3 separate regions of the Mus musculus genome follow, and regions 2 and 3 are each linked to region 1. A link is a loop called in an ENCODE intact Hi-C map of the cell type or tissue named here. Cell type or tissue: heart. All regions are shown on one strand.

Evidence for each region. Peaks named below come from ENCODE experiments on the same cell type or tissue, not always from the same donor. Only the 100,000 strongest peaks of a DNase experiment are listed, where the experiment ranks them.
Region 2: a loop joins it to region 1, with 4 times the contacts of the local background. A loop is called at or near these places in 2 of 42 quality-filtered maps.
Region 3: it touches region 1 in a loop (3-fold over the local background); 5 of 42 quality-filtered maps call a loop at or near these places.

What each region holds. Positions count from the first base shown.
Region 1 is chr4:94,666,221-94,674,220 of GRCm38, forward strand. The region is part of intron 13 of Ift74 (intraflagellar transport 74); the gene reads left to right. Among named protein-coding and RNA genes, the nearest start is that of Mir872, 5.1 kb to the left of the region's middle. In heart, a CTCF peak has its summit at 3,680; no DNase peak of the experiment used is centred here.
Region 2 is chr4:94,735,367-94,743,366 of GRCm38, forward strand. Tek (TEK receptor tyrosine kinase) reads left to right here and starts at 3,923. Exons shown (of 23, transcript NM_001290549.1): 1 at 3,923-4,326. The coding sequence starts at 4,275. In heart, a CTCF peak has its summit at 1,244; DNase peaks (open chromatin) are centred at 3,645 and 4,095; H3K4me3 peaks cover 3,085 bases; H3K27ac peaks cover 2,782 bases.
Region 3 is chr4:94,826,119-94,834,118 of GRCm38, forward strand. Tek (TEK receptor tyrosine kinase) reads left to right here. Exons shown (of 23, transcript NM_001290549.1): 9 at 1,138-1,282; 10 at 1,552-1,707; 11 at 3,766-3,900. Among named protein-coding and RNA genes, the nearest start is that of Tek, 91 kb to the left of the region's middle. In heart, a CTCF peak has its summit at 1,523; a DNase peak (open chromatin) is centred at 4,003.

The sequences.
Region 1 (8,000 bases):
TTCTGGCAATGAACTTGTTGGTCTGTGCTTTTTGTTCTGAGATTCTGTGTGATGCCTAATGCTAAAGGACTGACTAGATCATTGTGGAGAGGAAGTTTCAGGAGAGCTCAGGATACAGGCGATTGTGTAGGTTATGCTAGCTGCTTTTGCCAAGTTGGCACTAAGAACTGTGAGCAAAATCCGAACAAAGAGGTTTGAAAACTTGCCCTGTATCCAGAATACCATATAAATTTAGGGCTAGGGAAGTGTGACCCTTCTAATATTTTCAAGATTAGAACAGCTTGAACCACCAAATAAAAACATTTTTAATTGCTATTTTTATTTTTTATTTTTATTTTTTTAAGGTTTATTTATTTTATTTATATGAGTACACTGTAGCTGTCTTCAGACACACCAGAAGAAGGCATCAGATCTTATTACAGATTGTTGTGAGCTACCATGTGATTGCTGGGAATTGAACTTAGGACCTCTGGAAGAAAAGTCGGTGCTCTTAACCACTGAGCCATCTCTCCAGCCCTACTTCTTTTTAGTCAAGTGCTTGCTACATAGCCCACACTGCACTCAAAATTTCAGTAATGTTGGGAACTCAGCCTCATAGGTGTGAACCAAATGATTACTTTTTAAAGTGTTGCATTTTTTTTGAATTATTTATTTTATGTATATGATTACACTATAGCTGTCTTCAGACACACCAGAAGAGGGCATCGGATCTCATACAGATGATTGTAAGCCACCATGTGGTTGCTGAGAATTGAACTTGGGACCTCTGGAAGAGCAGTGAGTGCTCTTAACCACTGAGCCATCTCTCCTGCCCTTAAAGGTGTTACTTTTGTATGAACATAGGAACTGTGGGAAAAGCATTGTTGCCTTGAGTAAGACAACAGTAAGTAAGACTGTAATAAAATAGGTAAAATAGGTTATTAATAGAGCCTTTTCTCTTAAGGTTTATATTTCATAGTCTTTCTCTCCTCCCCAACTCCTGATGCTAAGGAGGGAAACCAGAGCCTTGCATAAGAATGCCACATGCTTTGGGGAAAAAACACTGCTAGGAAATATTTTCATTATAAATTAATACATGATAGTTTATATCTCATGGTTTAGTCCCTCATAGTAACATTTCTTGGTCCATTTAGCCTGAACCAGACCTTTTTTTTTTCTAATCTTTACTCGTTTACATTAAATAAATTCTGTTAATAACAGTGTTACCATATAATGCATGTCCAAACTTTTTGTGGAATAGATGCTGAAGACAAGTAACTACCTTTCTGTGTAGAGTTACTGGGTCTTTTGAGCTTTACTCATTGCTAGCTTAGCTGAAGCTTTCTTAGTTCTGATGGATTAGAGATCAGTCATCTGTTCCTGATTTCCGAACTTTCATTTCTACTGCCTGTTTTCCTATTCCCAATTCTTGGGAGTTTATACTTTACAACACAAGCAAACAATTAAACAAACAGAAAGCAACTTTGTATTGTAGTTTCAAGAGGGCTTGGACAAGAGTCAGTATTGAGAAGTGGGTGTTCAGCTGGCCATAGTAGTGCACACCTTTAATCCTGGCACTCAGGAGGCAGGCAGGTCTCTGTGAAAAAGTTCCAAAAAAGAAGTGTGTGTTCAAGCTATCATCTTCACTTAGGAAGTCACTAGTTATAAAACTGACCTAGAATCTTTTAAGAGTTTAGTCACCTTGTGTGTGCTTTGTTTTCGTGTTCTGTTTTTTGTTTTGTTTTTTGTTTGTTTGTTTTCGAGACAGGGTTTCTCTATATAGCCCTGGCTGTCCTGGAACTCACTCTGTAGATCAGGCTGGCCTCGAACTCAGAAATCCACCTGCCTCTGCCTCCTCAGTGCTGGGATTAAAGGCGTGTGCCACCTCGCCCGGCTGTTTTCCTGTTTTTAAAGTGGTTTTTTGCAGAAGTACGCTTGTGTGTGTTTTATTGCGAATAACCATTCTCATACACTTTTATTGACTTTTCAGTTGGCCTCAGTTACCCTTTTTTTTGTTCTTAAGTATTATTTTTGTTTTTTTACTCTAATATGGTGGCAAATGCCTGTAATCCTACCAGATGTTAGGGGTAATCAAGATTTCAAAATCAGAGGACAGGCTTGGGCTACAAAGTGAAACCCTATCACAAAGAGTGCCCGGCCTAAAACTAAGTCTGATGGCATTTCCCTGTACTCTCTCTCAGCTTCTTAGAAGGCTAGGTTGGAAGAAGCTAGGCTGGAGGATAGCTTGAGGCCAGGAGTCAGAGGGGAACCTGAGCAATTAGCGAGACCCTGATATATCTGGTATATGTTTGATGTAATTCAAACAATACAAAAGTATATACAATAAAAAGTTGCTTTTGAAAGTCATCTGAGTCTTCTGAGGTAATCATTGTTCATGTTTAGTCTTTGATTAGATTTATTCCAAGTTTACAAACATTTTTAAATGAAATAAAACTATATAGTTCTTTTCAGCTTGAATATTTTCACCTATTGTATTAATTTCCTTTCTGTTGCTACAATAGAATATCCCAAGAAAAGCAACTTGAGGAAGAAGGCATTGATTTTGGTTTATAGTTTGCGAGGGGATATAGTCTATTAAGGTAGTAGGAGCTTGGCATGGGGCTAGTCCAAGCAGTCAGGTAGCAGAGAAATCACATTTCATCCTCACATGGGAAGTTAAGAGCCACAATGAACTAGGACCAGGCTATAAAGTCTTAAAGTCTGCTTCTAGTGCACTTTTCTTCTGGTATATCTTTCTCTCCCAAAGGCTCTACAAATCCCCAGTGTTACTAGCTGGGGACCAAATGTCTAAACATATGAGCTTATCAGAATATCTCATACTCAAACCACAAAACTATAATAAATATACACAAGTATATATATTTCATTTATCATTAGAAGATGAAAGGCTCAAGAGTGGTACCTGGTGCACATTAAGCACTGTGACAACTATTAGCTGCTACCATAGTTGTGGTTGTATAATATTCTGTACTATAGAATACAATATATACTATATATATAATATCTCAACAGTAAAACTCTTTCTAATTGTTATAAAAAGACAGTGATACCGCCAGGCGTGGTGGCGCACGCCTTTAATCCCAGCACTTGGGAGGCAGAAGCAGGCAGGAGTTCGAGGCCAGCCTGCTCTACAGAGTGAGTTCCAGGACAGCCAGGGCTACACAGAGAAACCCTGTCTCAAAAAAACCAAAACCAAAACAAAACAGTTCTACAAGGCCATGCATGATGGCATATTCCTTTGATCTCAGCACTTGGGAAATAGAAGCAAGTGAGTTCAAGTTCAAGGCCAGCCTGGTCTACAGTAATGAGTTTGTGGACAACCAGAGCTACATAGTCTAACCCTACCTCAGAACAAACAAACAAACAAAATAGTGACTTCATAGGTATTCATGTACATTCATGTGTTTTATAAAGAATAAATCTATACAACTTAAATTTTTAGCCATAATAAGACTGGTTTTATTACTTTTAATAATAAAAGTTATTACTTTTAATTTTGTTAATTTCTCACAAAAATTGAGCCATTTCCTATGGCTGGAAGCAGTATGTAGACATTGTTTCTCACCAGTGCAAGCTATAGAAATGTCCTAGCCTTTGTTAGTTAAAGTAATATACCCACTCTATGACAATTCCAAACTCTTTCGCCTGTGGACAAAGGCCCAAATGTGCAGTTTTACCAATATCCATAAGGTGGGGCTAGTTCTCTGAGAATCTGTTTATTAGGATAGGCTAGGATTGACATGCACAGTTAACAAAGTACAGTACCATACACACACTTTCTCAAGATGAATGTTTGAGCATTACTAACAATTATGCCTTCATTTGTAGAATCCATTATTATCCCAGATTTGGATTAGACAGCATGATAAATAGTATTTGACTATTAATCTACCATAGACATAAATATCTGATAATGGCAGGATGGTAGATATAATAGATGTGCACATAAAGTCTGTAGGGACTCCAAATCACTGTCCTATCATGAGATAATTACTTTTAATTTATTCTGTAATTTATATGTAGCTTTGAATAATGAAAAATACTTACTTTGTCTGTAGAATATAGTCTTTTTTGTAGCCATGTAAGTCTCTGTAACTTACATAAGATATTTCTTTTTTTTCATTTTTAAAAAGTTATTTATTCACTTTAATCCATATCACTGTCCCCTTCCTGTACCCCTTTCCACAATCCCTCCTCCCATGCCCACTTCTTCCCTGAGAGGGCAGAAGCCCCATCTGGGTATCTCCCATCACCCTGGCACATCAAGTCTGTGGGGCTAGGCACATTCTCACCCACTGAGACCAGACAAGGCAGCCCAGCTAGAAGAACTTATTCCACAAACAGGTAACAGTTTTAGGGATAGCCCCTATTCTAGTTGTTCAGAACCTACCTGAAGACCGAGCTGCACATCTGGGTATAGCATATTATGCTCTTTAGTTGGTGGTTCAGTCTCTGAGAGCCCCCAAGAGTCCAGGTTAGTTGACTCTGTTGGTCTTCCTTTCCAATACAGATAATTCATAAGGTTTGCTTTAGGAGTCTTGGTAGTGGTGTATGTTAAAATTAAAAATTAAGGCAGAATATTTTTGTCCTGCAACTAAACAAGTCTTGACTTGAGTCCCCACAGTGCTACTTTTAACTGTTGTTGGACACGCTCTTTAGTTGGACCCAACCCAACCTCATTTTCTTCATATTTTAAAAAAGTTTTCCCATTAATTTATTCATTTTACACCCTGATCACTGTGTGTGTGTGTGTGTGTGTGTGTGAGAGAGAGAGAGAGAGAGAGAGAGAGAGAGAGAGAGAGAGAGAGAGATACATTTGTGAATGCAGATGTGACCATGCTATGGGGTGTGTATATGGAGGTATGGGAACAGAGAACAACTTGCAGGAGTTGGTTTTCTTCTATTGTGAGTTTTAGGGATTTAACTCAGGCTTGCAGGACAAATGCTTTTACAAAACCATAGAGCCATCCACTAGCCCACTTTCCTCACCTTAAAAGGGAAGTAAGAGTTGTTCATGGCAGTACATGTATATAATGTCAGTACTCAGAAGACTGAGGCAGAAAGATTATGAATTCTAGACCAGCCATGGAGCTGCCAAGGGAGATGGATATATAACAAAAACTAAGATATATTATTAATTATCAATTTGTATATACTGCTTGAGGTCAGTTCCAGGGCATTTTGAGTCACAAAAGCAAAACCCTGTATAAAAGGTTGGTGGTGTGGGTAACATGAGTGCTTAATACTTAGGATTTTTGTGCTAAGAACTGATTCTGTGTTTGTGTGTGAGAAAGATGGGGGGTGGGGGTGGCAGGGGGGGTGGCGGGGAGGGAGGGAGGGAGAGAGAGAAAGTATAGTAATACAAAATTTCTCACATGTAACTTGTTAGCATTGTTATCATGTATTCAGTTACCTTATAAGTTGAAACTTTGGTATTTTGTCTGGTTACTTCCACAATCATATCTTTTTTTCTTTTATTGAATATTTTATTTATTTACATCTCAAATGTTATCCCCTTTCCCAGTTTTCCCTCCAGAAACCCCCTATGCCATCCTCCCTCCTCCTGCTTCTGTGAGGGTGCTTATCCCTCCACCCCCATCCCCATCCACTCCCGCCTCCCTGCCCTCGAATTCCCCTACAATGGAGCATTGAACCTTCCCAAGGGCCTCTCCTCCCATTGATGTCTGACAAGGCCATCCTCTGCTACATATATGGCTGGAGCCATGGGTCTCTCCATGTACTCTTCCGTTGGTGATTTAGTTCCTGGGAGCTCTGTGGGTGTGTGTGTGGGGGGGGGGGTCTGGTTTGTTGGTATTGTTGTTCTTCCTATGGGGTTGCAAACTCCTTCAACTCCTTCAGACCTTTCTCTAACTCGTCCATTGGGGGACCATGTGCTCAGTCCAATGGTTGGCTGCAAGCATCCACCTCTATATTTGTCAGGCACTGGCAGAGCCTCTCAGGAGACAGCTATATCAGGCTCCTGTCAGCAAAGCACTTGTTGGCATCCACAATAGTGTCTGTGTTTGGTGACTGTATATGGGATGGCTCCCCAGGTGGGGCAGTCTCTGGATGGCCTTTCCTTCAGTCTCTGCTCTACACGTTGTCTCTGTATTTGCCCCCTTGAGTATTTTGTTCCCCCTTCTAAATAGGACCAAAGCACCCACATTTTGGTCTTCCTTCTTCTTGAGCTTCATGTGGTCTGTGAAAATAACCCTATTAAAATTGGGGTACAGAGCTAAACAGAATTCTCAACTGAGGAATCTTGAATGGCCAAGAAGCACCTAGAGAAATGTTACATGAGAAATGTAACATCCTTAGTCATCAGGGAAATGCAAGTCAAAACGACCATGAGATTCCAGTTCACACCAGTCAGAATGGCTAAGGTCAAACACTCAGGTGACAGCAGATGTTGGCAAGAATATAGAGAAAGAGGAACACTCCTCTATTGCTGGTGGGATTGCAAGCTGGTACAACCACTCTGGAAATCAGTCTGGCAGTTCCTCAGAAAATTCGACATAGTACTACCTGAGGAACCAGCTATACCACTTCTGGGCATATACCCAAAAGATGCTCCAAAATATAACAAGGACACATGCTCCACTGTATTTATAGCAGCCTTATTTATAATAGCCAGAAGCTGGAAAGAACCCAGATGCCCTTCAACAGAGGAATGGATACAGAAAATGTAGTACATTTACACAATGGAATACTACTCAGCTATTAAAAACAGTGCATTCATGAAATTCTTAGGCAAATGGATGGAAATAGAAAATATCATTCTGAGTAAGGTAACCCAGTCACAAAAGAACACACATGATAGGCACTTACTGAGAAGTGGATATTAGTCCAAAAGCTCGGAATACCCAAGATACAGTTCATAGAAAACATTTTCCTATAAGTGTTTGTTGAAATGGCACTTCGAATTCCTAGCCTATGGATTCTCAGTGTATATATCCAAGGAAGAGCAGCTCATTGTTCTATGGATTCTCAGTGTATATATCCAAGAAAGAGCAGTTCATTGTTTAATGTGGTTATTGACCTAGCAAGATTGTTTTTAAAAAACTTAGAGTTGTGATATCTTAACACACCTGAAACTAGCTTGAAATGCATATTCTGAGGTACTACCTGAGACTTCAGTTTGAAACTGTGAGAATAGTGCTCAGTGTTTTGTATATTAGCAAAAAGTCATACTAATATTTGATAACCACTGCTTTGGAAAATCATTGAGGGCTTTATGTTGTATTTGGTACATGCCACGCACTACTAAGATGGAATCTAAAATAAATACTCTGTTCAAACAAACTTCTACAGAGTTTTTTTTTTTTTTCTTATAGGTAGTGAGGCCTTTTGAGCAATAATTTAATTCTTACCAATTTAGAGATTTTAGTATTTTGAAGCACTCTTACCAAGCTCATTCTGGCCTGGCACTATTGACTGTTGACTATATCTAAAACTATCCAAAAAGCTTTCGGGGTGTGTCTATGAGGGATTAAGTTGAGGTGGGAAGACTCGAATTAACTAAGAATAGGACCATTCTATAGGGTGGGGTCTTACAGTAAATATAAAGGAGAAAAAAAGCCACACACCAGCATTCATCTTTGTTTGCTTGTAAACTGTAGACCAGTTGTTACGACTTTCTTTCAGAATGGACTGTACCCTTCTTGTATGCCTTCAAGCAGTATGTAGAAATTGTATCTCACTACTGAGATATATATATTCTATCTCTATGGCAGCACTGAGATAAGTAATTAGTATATGCACAGTACCCCCCCCCCCCGCCTTAGTCACTCAGAGGCTTCTCACTCTATATTTTAAAGTACACCTTGTACTTATAAGTACTGTTGTTTCCCTGCTGAAAAGGGACATGTCTACTATAATTCAACTATTTTGCTAGTTGGACGAAGCCAAAAGTAAAAAGTTAGTCATTAATTTTTATGTACTCAACATAGCAATTTAAAAGTATTTGAAATAGGAATTTATTGCTTACTGCTACATTGGCA
Region 2 (8,000 bases), 69 kb after region 1:
AGGCTGTGAGCAATGAAGACTTGATGAGTGACCATCTCGCACAGTGGACGCTTGTGTCTAGAAGGTAAGGGCTTGGCAATGTTTCCCAGGTTTTCCATTCCTGGTTTATATGGCTTGAGGCCAGTGGACTTCACAATGTCTCAGCTTCCAGGTCTTTATACAGAGCATATTAGCCACATGTGGTAGCTTGTGCCTGTAATGCTGGCACTTGAGAGACCAAGACAGGAGGATTGCCACAAGTCTCCATCCAGCCTAGGTGCTGTGTCACTCTGTCTCACCCCTGACCCAGTCCCACCCAACATCAAACAGGCTATCACTGTGACACTGGTACTGAGTCAGAATCACCCAGATTAAAGATTCTGGGAGATCAGTCCTGGGGATGCGGGAAGTGAGACCAGTTATTTAATAATTCTTATACTCATGAGATGATGGATCCAGATGAGAAATTGTAAAAATTTTAGGTTTTATAATTGAAGAAATAGGTGGTTTCTTCAGGTTACATCTCTCCACTGTTGGTCATTTCAGCTAAGGTCACTCCCCATTGATTCCTGTGAGGCTCTCACATCCCAGGTCTCTGGGACTTTCTAGAGGTTCCCGCTGCTTCCCAGCCCTGAAACTGCGTATTTCCATTCATTCTCCTGGCATTCTGGGCTTCTCTCCTGTCCCCCGCCCCACCCAACACCTGATCCTGCCCCCTTTCCCTCCCCCTTCTCTCTCTAAACCAGGTCCCTCCCTCCCTCTGCTTCCCATGATTATTTTGTTCCCTCTTCTAAATGAGTCTGAAGCATCCTCACTTGGACCTTCCTTCTTGTTAAACTTCATATGGTCTGTGAGTTGTATCATGGGTATTCTGTACTTTTTTGGCTAATGTTTCACTTATCAGTGAGTGCAAACCAGGCATATCCTTTTGAGTTTGGGTTACCTCACTCAGGATGATATTTTCTAGTTCTATCCATTCGCCTGCAAAATTCATGATGTCCTAATTTTTAGTAGCTGAATAGTATTCCATTGTGTAAATGAACCATATTTTCTGCATCTGTTCTTCAGCTGAGGGAAATCTGGGTTGTTTCCAGCTTCTAGGTATTATAAATAAGGTTGCTATGAACATAGTGGAACACATATCCTTGAGGTATGGTAGAGCATCTTTTGGGTATATATCCAGGAGTGGATAGTTGGGTTTTCAGGTAGAACTATTTCCAATTTTCTAAGGAACCACCAGATTGATTTTTAGATAGACAGGGCCCCTAGTGGAGAGATGGGGCCAAACACCTACCTTCAAAAATTTGGTCCAGAATTGTTCCTCTCTAAAAGAAATGCAGGGACAAAAATGAAACAGAGACTGACCAACCCAACTTAGGATCCATCCTATGGGCAAGCACCAAACCCAGACTCTATTATTGATGCCATGTTGTGCTTGCAGACAGGAGCTTAGCATGGCTGTCCTCTGAGACACTCTATCAGCAGCTGACTGGGACAGATGCAGATGCCAACCCTTGAACTGAGGTCCAGGACCCCTATGGAAGAATTAGGGGAAGGTTTGAAGGAGCTGAAGGGGATGGCAACCCCATAGGAAAAACAAGTGTCAACTAACCCTCAGAGCTCCCAGAGACTAAGCCACCAACTAAAGAGCATACATGGGCTGGTTTGTGGTCCCTGGCAGAGGACTGCCTTGTCTGGCCTCAGTAGGAGAGGATGTGCCTAATCCTCTAGAGACTTGATGCCCCAGGGAAGGGGACAAGGAGGGGACAAGGTGGAGATTGGTGTGGGGTAGTGGGGGTTGGGGGTGGGGGTGGGGATGTGAATGGGTGAGTGAGGGAGGGAATGAGTGAGTGGGTGGTACAGCATCCTCTCAGAGGCAAAGGGGAAGGGGAGTGGATAACAAACTCTGGGAGCAGGGACGGGGAAGGAGGGCAACATTTGTAATTAAATAAATAAAATAATTTAATAAAAAAAATGAAGAAACAGGATAACTTGGGAATGGTTACAGCAGGGCTGGGATTAGAACCCAAAAAGTTTATTCTGAGACTCTTTTCCAATACCAAGCTTAAAGTTTTCTTCAGAATTCTATAGAATGCCTTTTTGGCAGAAGTTCTTTGGACTTTAATAAAGAACATATTGAAGAGATGAAAAGAAGCTTACTAAGATCTAATGAAAATCAAGATGTTAGGCACAGTGCCAGATACTTTAACATAGTAATATGACTCTTTAGAGTTTTGAGACAGGGCCTCATATAGTTTATGATGAATTCACTGTTTTGTCAAAGATGACCTTGAACTCTTAATCCATTCCCAAAGTGTTGTTGTCATATGTTTGCACCACTCCTGGCTTCATAGTGTTTTTAAAACACCCATGGAGAGTCGGGTGTGAAGATCCACACGTCTAACCTCAGCATCTGGTGAATCAAGGCAGGAGGGCGGGTGGTTGCAGGCTGGCTATAATATCTAAGTTTCAGTTAGTAAGGGCTGCATAATGAAACACTGTCTTAAACACAAAACCAAAACCCATGAAGGAGATACTATTGCCATTTAAAAGTCTCTGGAATGGAAATAGCTATCATAATCTTACCTCTGAGCCAGTGTCTGCCCTCAGGTGTGCCTGAGGACTGAACAGGGCTATGCACTCCTCAGGTTGGAAACATTACTAGTCCTCAGTGTCTGCTCTTGACCTGTTAACAGCTGAGTCAGGGTCTGCCCTCAGCTGTGCCTGAGGACAGAGCTGAGCTATCTACCCCTGCAGATTGGAAGCATTACAGGCACTCAAGATCAGCCCTGAAGTGATAAAACCTAAGGCAGAAATCCACCAAGACTAGCAGTGCCTCCGTGTCTCTTCCTGTGGCTGGTGGGAAAGGGAGGGGCAGTCCTTCCTTGATGCAAGGTCGTGTGTCTAGTGGCATGCTTGCTTCATTCCCAGTGAGAGCAAGTGATCACCTGGGTAAGGAAGGTTCAGGTGCCTGAGCTTGCTGGAGAATTCATCACTCATCCATCACTCTGCTCCTGTAGACATAATCACTTCTGTTGGGTCTTTATAGAGATGATTTATAACTTTGTTGTTTATAGTTTTTATGAATGTGTGTATTCATTTAGGTCACATGGGAGGTGCACATTTTCAGGTGTCTGTCTTTCCATCACACGGGCTTTGAATTAAACTCAGTCTTGGTTTTACCGGCTGAGCCATCTCACCTGCCTGATTATTTAAAAATCTCCGGAGTAATCCAAGAGTGTGGTTTATGATTGTAGTATCAACACTCGGGAGGCTGAGGGAGCATCGTTATCATGAGCTCCAGGCTAGTTCCAGGCTTGCCTAAGCTGTAGAGCAAGTCACTCTCTTAAAAAGTGCCTCTCCCATATTTTTGTATATAATTTGCATCTGAAATTCTGTTTGCCAATAACTATGAAATTATTCACATTACTAAAATCTTCCTGTGCCAAGTTCTCCAACGAATTAGATCACACTCAGATGAAATGCTAATAAAAATTAAAGCTGTAGCCAGTAGCATGCGTATATTTGGGCTCAGGGCCAACAGGCAGGCGATCTGGGTGTAAGAAAATAGGCTAATGGCTGTGGAATCTGGTCTCTAGTGGCTCCGCTGAGAGCTGACCTCAACCACGCTCCCTCAAATTGATTGCCTTCCAGGTTATGATTTCTCATCACAGGAAACTTTGTTGCCCAATTCAAACCCTGTGAGTGAAAACAAAAACAGGAGAGCAAGTGCTGCTCCCCGTGCCCCAAAGCCCCTTCTGTCAGGGATCCCAAATGCACCCCAGAGAACAGCTTAGCCTGCAAGGGCTGGTCCTCATCGCATACCATACATAGGTGGAGGGCTTGTTATTCAATTCCTGGCCTATGAGAGGATACCCCTATTGTTCCTGAAAATGCTGACCAGGACCTTACTTGTAACAAAGATCCCTCTGCCCCACAATCCAGTTAAGGCAGGAGCAGGAGCCGGAGCAGGAGCAGAAGATAAGCCTTGGATGAAGGGCAAGATGGATAGGGCTCGCTCTGCCCCAAGCCCTGCTGATACCAAGTGCCTTTAAGATACAGCCTTTCCCATCCTAATCTGCAAAGGAAACAGGAAAAAGGAACTTAACCCTCCCTGTGCTCAGACAGAAATGAGACTGTTACCGCCTGCTTCTGTGGTGTTTCTCCTTGCCGCCAACTTGTAAACAAGAGCGAGTGGACCATGCGAGCGGGAAGTCGCAAAGTTGTGAGTTGTTGAAAGCTTCCCAGGGACTCATGCTCATCTGTGGACGCTGGATGGGGAGATCTGGGGAAGTATGGACTCTTTAGCCGGCTTAGTTCTCTGTGGAGTCAGCTTGCTCCTTTATGGTAAGTTTTGGCTTGATGTTTATTTGTGTGTGTGTGTCATGTTTTAACAACAGTGACTTCTCGCCATTCTCTCTCTCACCAAACCTTCGATTTGGTGACCCTGACACTGCTTTTCTGAGACTCTCCAGTTTACACATGGCAACGGTTTTGAAGTTCAGATTCCAGCGGCACCAGCTGGGTTTTCTAGCCATCTCTTGTAGACAGATGCTGCCTCCTGGGTTGCACGGTCTCTCCCAGGACTGAGTAAGTCACCTTATTTGAAGGGATCTGGTTTTTTTTTTTGTTTGTTTGTTTTTTGTTTTTTGTTTTGTTTTGTTTTTTTTTTTGGAGTATTCTTTCTTGCCTCTCATTCTGGTGTTTTCTTATCCATAACAACAAATTTGGGTTGTAATCACTTTAAAGAAAGACTTCAATGATTTTTTTTTTTTTTTTTGGTAGAAACAAAATTCTTACCTAGCCATGTACAAAAACGTCATTGTTAACTAAAAACAAGACCACTTTTCTGTAAAGATTGTGTATCTCCATGCTTTTTAATTTCAGTAGTCCAGTTAAGGGCTTTTCGTCTTTTAGGTAGGGGTCCAGGAGTTAGGGCTATGCCACTGACTTTAATTTTTTGATGTTTCACATAAAGATTAGCCCTAGCAAGCTAACTAAAATGTAGTCAATTACCAAGCTCACCGGATTCAGTATTTTGCCAAGTCCTGTAGTGGCACCTCTAGAGAGGGCAGCCAGGATGAGCTTGGGTTCTGTATGTGTATCACAGGCTCTACACAGTGGGGTGCCTTGTAACTCACTCAGCATAGGTAAACCATGCTAGGAGAAACATGGGGACCCAAACTGCAGATCACAGACACATTATCATTGCCATAGGATTCCCCGAATTGGTTTGGAAGTATTCTAATTATTATGATAAAAATGTAATTGACACAGGAGATGAATTTGGGAAAATTTATCAAACTTAATGGTGAGGCTATATATAGTATAGCATTTGATACAAAGAAATACTTTTGATGTTACTTTTATATTTTTCTATATGTTTAAATATTTTGTTAAGTATTCAAAAAAATTTAACCCAGTAAAGTATGATAATTGTGTGCAATTTCTCATGTAACTTTTCAATTTGATTTCAACAACCAACATATCAGAAATTTAATAATATTTAAGAGTAATGTAAATTGCTGAAAGAGTATCTAAGATGGTGCCAATTACTTATGTAGTAACTTACTTATAATTAACATAACAGCATAATATATTGCTGTAAATTTGGATTCGTCTTTATATTAATGTAGAGACAGGTTGATGTCTTTGTTACTATGTACTTTTAAATAATAATTATGGTTCCTCACTTTCATCTTGCTTTCCACAAGTCACACTGATCAGCGTTATAGAATATGGGACTGATTTTACACCAGAGACTATAATAATACAAAGTCCAAGTATCTAGTTCTGCTCTGACTTAGTTTTAAGTTAAATAAACTAATAGTATGTTCACATACGTATGTGCACGCACACATACACAGAACTATTTTAACTTAGTCTTTCTCCTTAAGTGACTTTTTTATGGCATTTTACAAATAAGTTTAGAAAAGTTGTCATGAATTCATACAAAAAAGTTCTGTTCCAAAACAGTTGTCTCACTGATGCTAGAAACTGATTTCTGGAGCGAAGATGACAAGAAGGAGGAGGTCATGTTCTTGTCAGAAAGTAGAACACAGAAAGCTTGGTTTCTGCTGAAGGTCTCTGTTAATTCCTGACTTTCATTCTGTACCCAAGCTTCCATGAACTTGAGTGAGGCTTGGTGATCACACAAACAGCCTCAGGAGTTCTTCCTTCAAGTCAGACTCTAATAGTGTACTTCATTAATGTGGAAGGGGATATAGAGCTTATATGTCTAGTCTACTTGGTGGCCTGATATTCCTTTTTTGTTGAACAAACATAATGGAAGAATAAAGACTCTGTATTTGCCTCAATAAAGGTTGCTCTGGGTAGCAAAGCAGCCTGCTAAGGCATAAACTGGAAGAGGTTTGTGGCTTCCATAACAACTCAGATTCTGGCGCTTGCTCCTTCCACTGGAGTATTATTGCCAATTTCAGCTTGCAAACAAGTTCTCATAGAACTTAGCAGTGTTACCCCCTCTTTAATTCCATATCTACACCAAACCTGGCTGCAGGCTCTAAAGAATTGTGTACACTTAAAAAAAAAAAAAACACCACTTCTGTTTCATCATGGATGTCCTATATGATTCACACTGATAGGAAGTCTTCAGGTCACACATCTTCAGCTGTCTTTCCTGTCTTGTGTGACATTTTAAACAACTGGATTCAGAGATAACAGAGATGTTGTCTGGGCTGGCAAAGGAAACGCAATAGTAAGGTCAGGAAAGTGGTCCCAGGAGCCTTCTCCTTGGACTGGGATCAGGACACCTCTTGGGATTGTTTTCCAAGGGAAGATCTGGCCTTCTACAGAAACTCTCCCTTCCAACCATTGCTCTTGTTAGCACTTCCCCCTTAGCCCTACCCTGAAAGAACTTCCAGGAAGAGTCTAATTTTTCTATGACATCTCTCCAGGAGGAAAGAAATTATCCAAGTCGATCTCAAAAGACTATGCTGTGTCCTTTTAGAACTTTCCTAATGCTGTGACCCTTTAATACAGTTCTTCATGGTGTGGTGAGCCCCAGCCATAAAATTATTTTCATTGCTACTTCATAACTATAATTTTGCTACTGTTGTGAATCATAATGTAAATATCTGATAGGTGACCCTCAAAAGGGTCATGATTCACAGGTTGAGAATCACTTCCCTAGGGGCTCTGAATTCTTCCAAAGATATCAGTTTGTTACTTACAGTTCCACCGATGTCAAAAGACAGGTGTGACCAAGTTACCTCTGACCCCTAGTAGAAGGTTTTCTAGTTAGCACACCAAATCAGGATTCAGGAAGTTTCTTTAATCTGGAAAGATGGGTCCAAAGCAAAAGACATCATTTTAAAAATAGTGAAATGTCAACTTTGTTATTTGGGTTAAAAAAATAGATTATGGATACTCATTTTAGGAGAAAAGTGGTTAGTTTAAAATTCTTGTGGATAATAAGTAGTTTTTGATGAGACACAAAATTAATAGGAGCTCTGCTTTTATGAAATATGATGCATAAATTAGGTGCAAGTAAGAAATGATATCACTTCAACATGCTGCTTAGAGTACACCCATTAAACATTGCAGAGAACCTTCACAGCAAACTAGCAGGCAAGATGCAACAGTTTCAGACATGGATGAGGAATCACAAATTGGAGTTTACAACATTGAAGCCCAAAGTGGATAAGCACAGCACATTCATCTTTCATCTTTTGGGATGAGAATATTCAGTTCTTAGGGTTGCTCTAAGGATCAAAGATGCTGCTGCATGTCAAATGTTAGTCAGTAAGAACTCCCTCAGTTAAGTCAGTATAACTAAAGGAGTCATCTGCTACCAGCATCTGTACAAAGCAGCAGTGACACTATCTTTCCCAGCATCTAGGTAAAGCTCTCAGTACTTGTAGTCTTTTTCCACAATATCTCAACATGGTTGAGCCCTTCAAGGTTTTATCTGTTCATCCCTGGTCATGGTACATATCAAGGCCACATCAAAATCTATACATCCTTTTGTCTCAGCCCTTGTTCATGGAATCTTACCCTTTTGG
Region 3 (8,000 bases), 160 kb after region 1:
TTCTTGTCCTGTCCCTCCTCCTTGTATTCAGTTTTAGATATTCTGTACCTGGAGGCTTTTTTTCTTGAGCATTGGTCTCAGGATATGGGTGTTTGGGATCCGTCTAATGCTTAGTGTCACTAATGCTTGCACTGAGCTCCAGGTAAGGTCCCATGCTCAGCTTCTTTCTTTGCTCTTTGGTTGATGGAATCTTGCTCCTTGCTATGGCCCAAAGGTCTCATGATGGAGATAGTTCTTAGCCAATAAAGACTCAACAATCTATCTTACAGAGTACACACTTGTGTAGTGGGGTAAGGCTATGAGGTGCTGCCTGACACTGAGTTTCACTGTGACATGCCTGATACTAGATAAGGTCTAAGACTTGGAGTTAATCTCTCTACACTGCAACGGAAGGGAGGCATCTCTTTCCACACTATGCTCCTTGGAGTTGGGGGAACTCCAAGTAAGTTTACCTTCTTCCTTCTACAGGATACCTTTTCTTATTTTCATGGTAAAAGTCAGCACTGGATTCTCTCACTTGATTCCCTCAGCTCTCTCAAAGGCATTTTGTTGAGTGGATAGCTCTTTGGGTTTATTGCTCTGTGAAGAGACCATTGTTGGTACGTCTAATTCAGCTGTCATCTTGGTCTTCTGCTCATAACTGTTTAGCATTGCCTGCCTCATGTTTGCACAAAAGGCAACTGGATGGGTGAGGTTAAGTATCTGAGGAAGTAGACAAAAGTGTCCATGTGTCTTTAGATCCATGTGTCTTTTCCCTTTGCCCTGTTCCTAACAGCCCCTCAAATATGCAGGAAGCTACTTTGTCCTTCCATTCTACCATATCAAAAAAAGGAAAAAATGCTACCCAGGGCAGTTTTAAAAGAATTAAACTCCTTGCTGGTAAGTGTTTATTTGACACTTTCAAACAGAAATACAACAGCAGGATCTGGGAGGGCACCAGTCCAATACAAACTTTCAGGGCTGCTACAATAGCTTTGGAAATAAGCCAGTGATTATATTAGCATTGTACTTAGCTCCTCAGTCTCTCCTAGAAAACTTCCTACTAAACAATGAGCTGAAGTATGTGTTATGAGCCTTTGTGTGTAAGTACCCCAAGAAATTCTAATAGTTTTTTGTGTGTTTGACTGACTGTTCTAGCCAAATGACTTCAACTATACAGATCGTTTCTCAGTGGCCATATTCACTGTCAACCGAGTCTTACCTCCTGACTCAGGAGTCTGGGTCTGCAGTGTGAACACAGTGGCTGGGATGGTGGAAAAGCCTTTCAACATTTCCGTCAAAGGTAGGCTTCTTGCACTATAACAAGGGCACTTTCTTGAAGCAGTGAGGGGGTCTGCTGAGTCATGGCACAAATTTTAGATTTTATGCCTTCATGTAATCAGCACTGACTGAAGGATTGTGCGAGAGGGCTCTTTTAAGGAATCATTTTAAAGCAGGGATAGCTGTGGGGAGACAGGCTTGAATTGAAACTCTCGGGAGAGCTAGCTACAAGATTAAACAATAGCGCCCCTAGTGCTCAAGAATGACTCTAACCGCTAAAATTGCATTTAGTTCTTCCAGAGCCCCTGCACGCCCCAAATGTGATTGACACTGGACATAACTTTGCTATCATCAATATCAGCTCTGAGCCTTACTTTGGGGATGGACCCATCAAATCCAAGAAGCTTTTCTATAAACCTGTCAATCAGGCCTGGAAATACATTGAAGGTAAGGTTTGGATGCAAAAGGCACCAACTGGAAGTCTAGTACCAGAAAAAAGATGTTCCCTATATATCAAAGTCCCCTACGCTGATATATCAGTCCATGCTAATAGAAGGACATAAGAAAATTTTGGTACATGCAGAAGCCATGAAAGTTCTAGGAATGACTTGCTTATTAACACTGAGCACTCTGGCACACAGACGTAGCCATACATTGGGCTACCATCTATGTAGCATTTCTTCTCAGGTCTCTGAACTACCAGTCATGATTGTAGAACTCTACCACATCTGGCCATGGTGGGAAGCATGATTATACAATAGGAACAGGAAGGTCTAGGGCCATGATGGAAAGGCTGAGGTACTTAATCTGCCTGAATCTTGAGAGCAATTATTTCTTCTGTGTTAGACACACCCCACCCCGCCTTTTGTTTCTTACTTTGTCTCATTCTGAAGACACTTAACACAGAGGGTTTTACTTTAAAAAAAAAAAATTTGACCCTGGAAAAATTTAGTCTGTGGAGACAGGATTGCACTTAGGGTAGGGAAGGGGGGGGGGGGATTGTGATGAGAGCTGCCAGCCCCTCCCAGCGGAGGAAAAATGCTGTAACTGAGACAAAAGATTGTGAATGTCATGAAAAAGGTAAATGTGTCTTAAAACATATTAGCTGTATTTGCTGCGTGATAATGTAAAACTATAAGTTTTAAAGAGTAAGTTAAAAACAAATAGAGCATTGTCAACTGCTCATGCTCTTTTACAGGGGCCACCTTGCCGACAGTCCCACCTTTGCCCTGCTAGTGGGCAATGTGGATTCTGCTACTCCCAATTTCATCAAATTATGCCTAGCTTCCCTAAATTATTTCCCCTAGACTTTCCTTTGTTCTACCGTATGTAGACATTTGTGAATATTATGAAAACTAAGGAAAAGGAGGCTTGGCTCGTGCAGGGGACCTGGCTTCAATCTCCAGCATCCCTGTGGTGGCTCAAATCGGTCCAAACTCTGGTCCCAGGGGATCTGACTTACTCTTTTGACCTCCACGGGCACCGGGCACCCACATTATATATTTATGTATACAGGTAAAACACGCTCCCCTACATAAAAAACAAATAAACAAAGCTAAAAATAATATAAGAAAAATGGGCCTGACTTCATAATGCCGCTGAATTAGATACACAGACTAAAGTGACACTCTCTATTACCGAACTCTTCATATTCCATTGTACATACAGCCCAAACTTAGTATCTCAAGGATCTAAGGTTGATTTCTGGCTTTTCTGTTTTAATATCAATAGTTGGGGCTTTTTTTTTTGCAATATGGCCTTAATAATAAAGAATAATCTAAGCACTGTTAAGCATAGTTCTCTTTTTCTTTTGCCAGTTAACAACTTATAAAGTAAGTCAGAACTCAAACTTTGCAGTATCCATAGCTATAAAGACAGAGATGAAGAGATGGACAAAACAAATGTTTAAGAGAAAAGCACATGCCTGTTATTGGTGGAGCATGTTTTTAAGGGACTCCAGCACTGTGGGAGTCTGACTGTTAGAGATCCATTGTCTGGTAACATTAAACAAAAACCTCTGGGCCTTTTGTCTCTAGACAACTAGATTGTAATCAGTTTATGTCCCTGAAAACAATGAAAATAACAAACATTTTATATTATGTTAATTGAGCCCCCAAGTATGGCATCCTATGAGGTAGATCTATTAGGATTAATTTTTCAAATGAAAATGCAAAAATGCTAGGGCAGAAATGTATACACAGGGCCTAAAAATATAATGCTAATGTATATACCAAAACGTAAAAATATACGTGCTAATATATATACTAAGACCTAGAAATATACATGCTAATGCATATACCCAAAACCTGGAAATACCTGTTCCAAGTCTTAATTTCTCTTACATTGGAAACTGTACATCCTTGAAGATGGAATTACCCCTTTATTTCACGGAGACACTGATTTTTAAAAATTTAAAAATTTAGTTTGCACTGCAAAGGCAGCCACTCTGGTTTACAGAACATAACAGGATGCATGCTGAAGCTTTCGGACTTTCTCTCTTCCCAGTGACGAATGAGATTTTCACTCTCAACTACTTGGAGCCGCGGACTGACTACGAGCTGTGTGTGCAGCTGGCCCGTCCTGGAGAGGGTGGAGAAGGGCATCCTGGGCCTGTGAGACGATTTACAACAGCGTCTATCGGTCAGTTGAAGCCAACAGACATTTATTCCTGAGCTGGGTGGGAGGGGGAGGAAGAGGAAAGAGGAAGGAAGACCAGGAAGGGTGGTGTTGGGTGAGTGGGTGGGTGGGGATGGAGGTGGAAGGACTTTGCTGTGGAATGGGTGGGAAAGTGACAGGAAGACTCTATACTTCAAGCCAAACAGTTCCTTTATTTGGGCTGGACTGCTGGTCCGTCTCCCTGGGGGAGGGGGACTGTGGCCATTCAGGGGGACAGGGGAGGAAGCAGATGAGCCTTCAGGAAGGCAAGGACATCCCTGAGATTTACTTAGCAGCCACTGTGTTGAACCTTGACTTCTGTATATCAGTCCCCCCCACCCCCCAGCTTCCTGTTTCCATTCCATGGGGCCACTCCAGGCTTCTGCCACAAATATGCCTCAGAAATTCAAGTTTATTTATTTTTTAAAAAATAATTTCTATTTTTCAAAGTAATTTGTGCCCATAGTTCAAACATCAAATAGAAGGAAAGGCTTTTGTCTGAAGAACAGTCCTCCTCAGCTCCACCCCTCCTCCTCCCCCAGCCGTACTTCCTATCAGCAACTGTTTCTATGTGAAGCTATTTCTTACAGGGTTTACCTTCTTGTTGCTAAGTCAGTGGTTTGGACATATCAGAACCACCAGAAGAGTTTATTAAAACAAGTTGTTGGACTTTATTCCCAGAATTTTTTTAAAATATTTTTTATTATTTTGTGTGTATGTCACTCACTCCCCTGACCTCCTGCATGTATGCATGTGTGCACAATTCGTTCATGCAGTGTCTGTGGACGTCAGAGAGGGCTTCAGAGCCCCTTGGACTAGAATCATAGCCTGTTGTGAACCATCATATGGGTCTGGAGATCAAGCCTGGGTCCTTTAGAAGAGAAGCCAGTGGTCTTAACCCCTGAGCCATCTCTCCAGCCCCATCTGCACTGAACCTTTGACCCAATAGGTTTGAAGCAAGGCTATGGTTCAACAATTATGGTTTCTAATACATTCCTCAGAGATGGTTAATGCTGCTGCTGGCCTTGGTCCACATGGTTTAGATAATATGTATAGAAGCATCATTCTCTGTTTCTTTCTATCCTTCCTGTATTTCTTTCTTCTTTTCTTCTCTCTCTCTCTTTCTTCTCCCTCCCTCCCTCCCTCTCTCCCTCTCTCTCTCTCTCTCTCTCTCTCTCTCTTTCTTTCTTTCTTTCTTTCTTTCTTTCTTTCTTTCTTTCTTTCTTTTCTTTCTCCCTTTCATTCTTCCTTTCTTGTTATTTTGTTTTGTTTTTGTGGCTTTGTGGGTTGATTTTTTTATTTTTTATTTTTATTTGTTGTTATTGTTTTTTTTTTGTTTTTTTTTTTTGTTTTTTGTTTGTTTTAGATGAGGCTTTACTCTACAGTCCAGGCTGACCCAGAATTCACAATATAGCTCACCCTGACCTCTGTCATAATTCTTATGCTTCAGCCTCTGGAGTACTGATTTACATGTATGAGTAATGCCTCGTAGAATATTTATCGATTTATTGGTGGTATTCAGTGGCCTTGCATTGTGTAAATAGAGGAGTTATCAATTTGTGCAGACTCCTCGATGGTAACCTGGCTTCCAGCTCTCTGCCACTCAGTGCCCTCCTTTGAAATAGTAGAGTGACCTTTATAACATTCTCCTCTTGTCCTTTGAGTTGTTCAGTGTGTTTAGTCACCTTGCTACTATCTCCTGATGAGTGTTTTATACTTGCAAGTTCTTGTGTGTTCTGTAGCAAGTCACAACTGTTTAGGTGTCCTCGTCACTTAGACCAATTCCCAAGACAACCACTTAGGGAGGAAAGGTGTGCTCTGGTTCATGGTTTCAGATGGTTTGATCCATGGTCCTTCAGCTCTGTCTGTGTGGGCAGGACATACTGGTGGAGGGGGCTTGTAGCAAAGGGATCTTCTTCTCTTTATGGTAGACATGAAGAGCAGGATAGAGGAAAGGACCAGGTACCAAAACAACCACTAAGTACCCACATCCAATAAGTTAATCATCTCCCTAAGTTTTGCTTCTCTAGAATGTCTTAAAGATGAACCGCCCTCTAAGAGCCAAGTCTTCAGTATATGAGTTCTTCAGGGGACAGTTTGTATCCAAACTATACTAGCTTCCAAACACAGAAGCCTTGAACTCTAAGTCCCAAAGCTCTTATTGCTCTAGCCCCTTATGACAGAAGTTCATTGCCCAGGGCTTAAAGTACCAATGCCTAGCAGCTAAGTTACAGCTCTTGGGCTTTGGTTGTTTGGTCCCTAGATGCTTTATCTTAATGGCTCTCTTGGGCCTTTCTGATGCTGGGGTTTGTAGTCCTTGCAAGCATGACTCTCACCCCACCCCACCCCCTACCCCGCTCCTTAGATCCTCTTTCATTTGTACAGTCCCAGGATTCCTGCTATCTCACACTTTCTTAATACTTCCACTATCTGTCTACACTGCATGTAGACTCTGACCTCCATTTCTCTGTAAACTCTCTAATTGCTTCTAGGGTTACAGTAAGATATGGCAACCTATCACAATAAAAATTAGCATTAACTCCACAGAAAGAATAAAAGTTTCTGGGATTTGAGGGGAAGGGGTACCTGCTCTGCCATCGCTCTGCACTCAGAGGCGGTGGATGCCCCCATAGGTCAGGACTGGATCAAGAGAGGAAGGTCACAACCTGACTCACATGGAAATTATTCATGGCCAGAACATAAAACACTCCACAGACCAGAAGCACCGCCATCAGTCCTCAGAATACATTCCAGCCAGGATGCATTTAGAGGCCTCATGGAATATTTCCGAGTCCTCCAGGGGTCGGTGGAAAGGGAATTCTCTAGCTCCTCCTTTCCCACCAGTTGAATCTTGCTGATGCTTGCTGTTTTAATTCATCTGGCACTTGTACTGTTTACATTTTAATTGATGTGGGAAGGCCACGGAGGCCAGGAGAGGGGAAGAGAACATATTCTGAGATCCTTTGCAGAAAAAAGAAAAGCCAAAGCTGGGTAAATATACCCTGTCATTTTAATTCTTTCAAACCTTATTTTTTTTGTCCTTTCTCTTTTTTTAAATTTAATTTTATTTATAATTCATTTTTTACAACTCCATATTCCATTCCCCATCCTTCCCCTCCCACCCTCTGACTGCTCCACATCCCACACCTCTTCCCCACCACACCCTGTCTCCACATGGATGCCCCCACCCTCCACCCCATCTGACCTCTAAACTCCCTGGGGCCAACAGTCTCTTGAGGGTTAGGTGCATCATCTCTGAATGAACACAGACCTGGAAGTTCTCTACTATATGTATGTTGGGGGCCTCATATCAGCTGGTGTATGTTGTCTGTTTGGTAGTCCAGTGTTTGAAAGATCTTGGGAGTCCAGATTAATTAAGACTGCTGATCCTCGTATAGGATCGCCCCTCTTCTCAAATTCTTTCAGCCTTCCCTAATTCAACAACAGGGGTCAGCTTCTTCTGTCCATTGGTTGGGTGCAAATATCTGCATCTGACTCTTTCAGCTGCTTGTTGGGTCTTTTGGAGGGCAGTCATGATAGATCCCTTTTTGTGAGCACTCCATAGCTTCAATAATAGTGTGAGGCCTTGGAGCCTCCCCTTGAATTGGATCCCACTTTGGGCCTGTCGCTGGACCTTCTTTTCTTCAGGCTTTTCTCCATTTCTTTCAGACAGAAACAATTATGGGTCAGAGGTGTGACTGTGGGATGGCAACCCCATCCCTCACTTGATGTCCTGTCTTCCTGCTGGTGGTGGGCTCTACAAGTTCCCTCCCTGTGAGTCCTGAGAATCTCTCACATCCCAGGTCTTTGGTATACACTGGGGGGGTCCCCCCAATCTCCTCCCATTTCCTGAGGTTTCCTGTTTTCTGCAGGCCCTCAGGGCTTCAGTCCTTTTCCCTCACCCAATACCAGATCAGGTACCCCCTCCCCATCCACTTTCCCTCCCAAGTCCCTCCCTCCCTCCCTCACCATTTATGATTGCTTTTTTCTCTCTCCCAAGTGGGACCGAGGCATCCTCACTTGGGCACTTCAGCTTGCTGAGCCTTTGTTTGTTTGTTTATTTTTGTTTTTTGCTAATATTCACT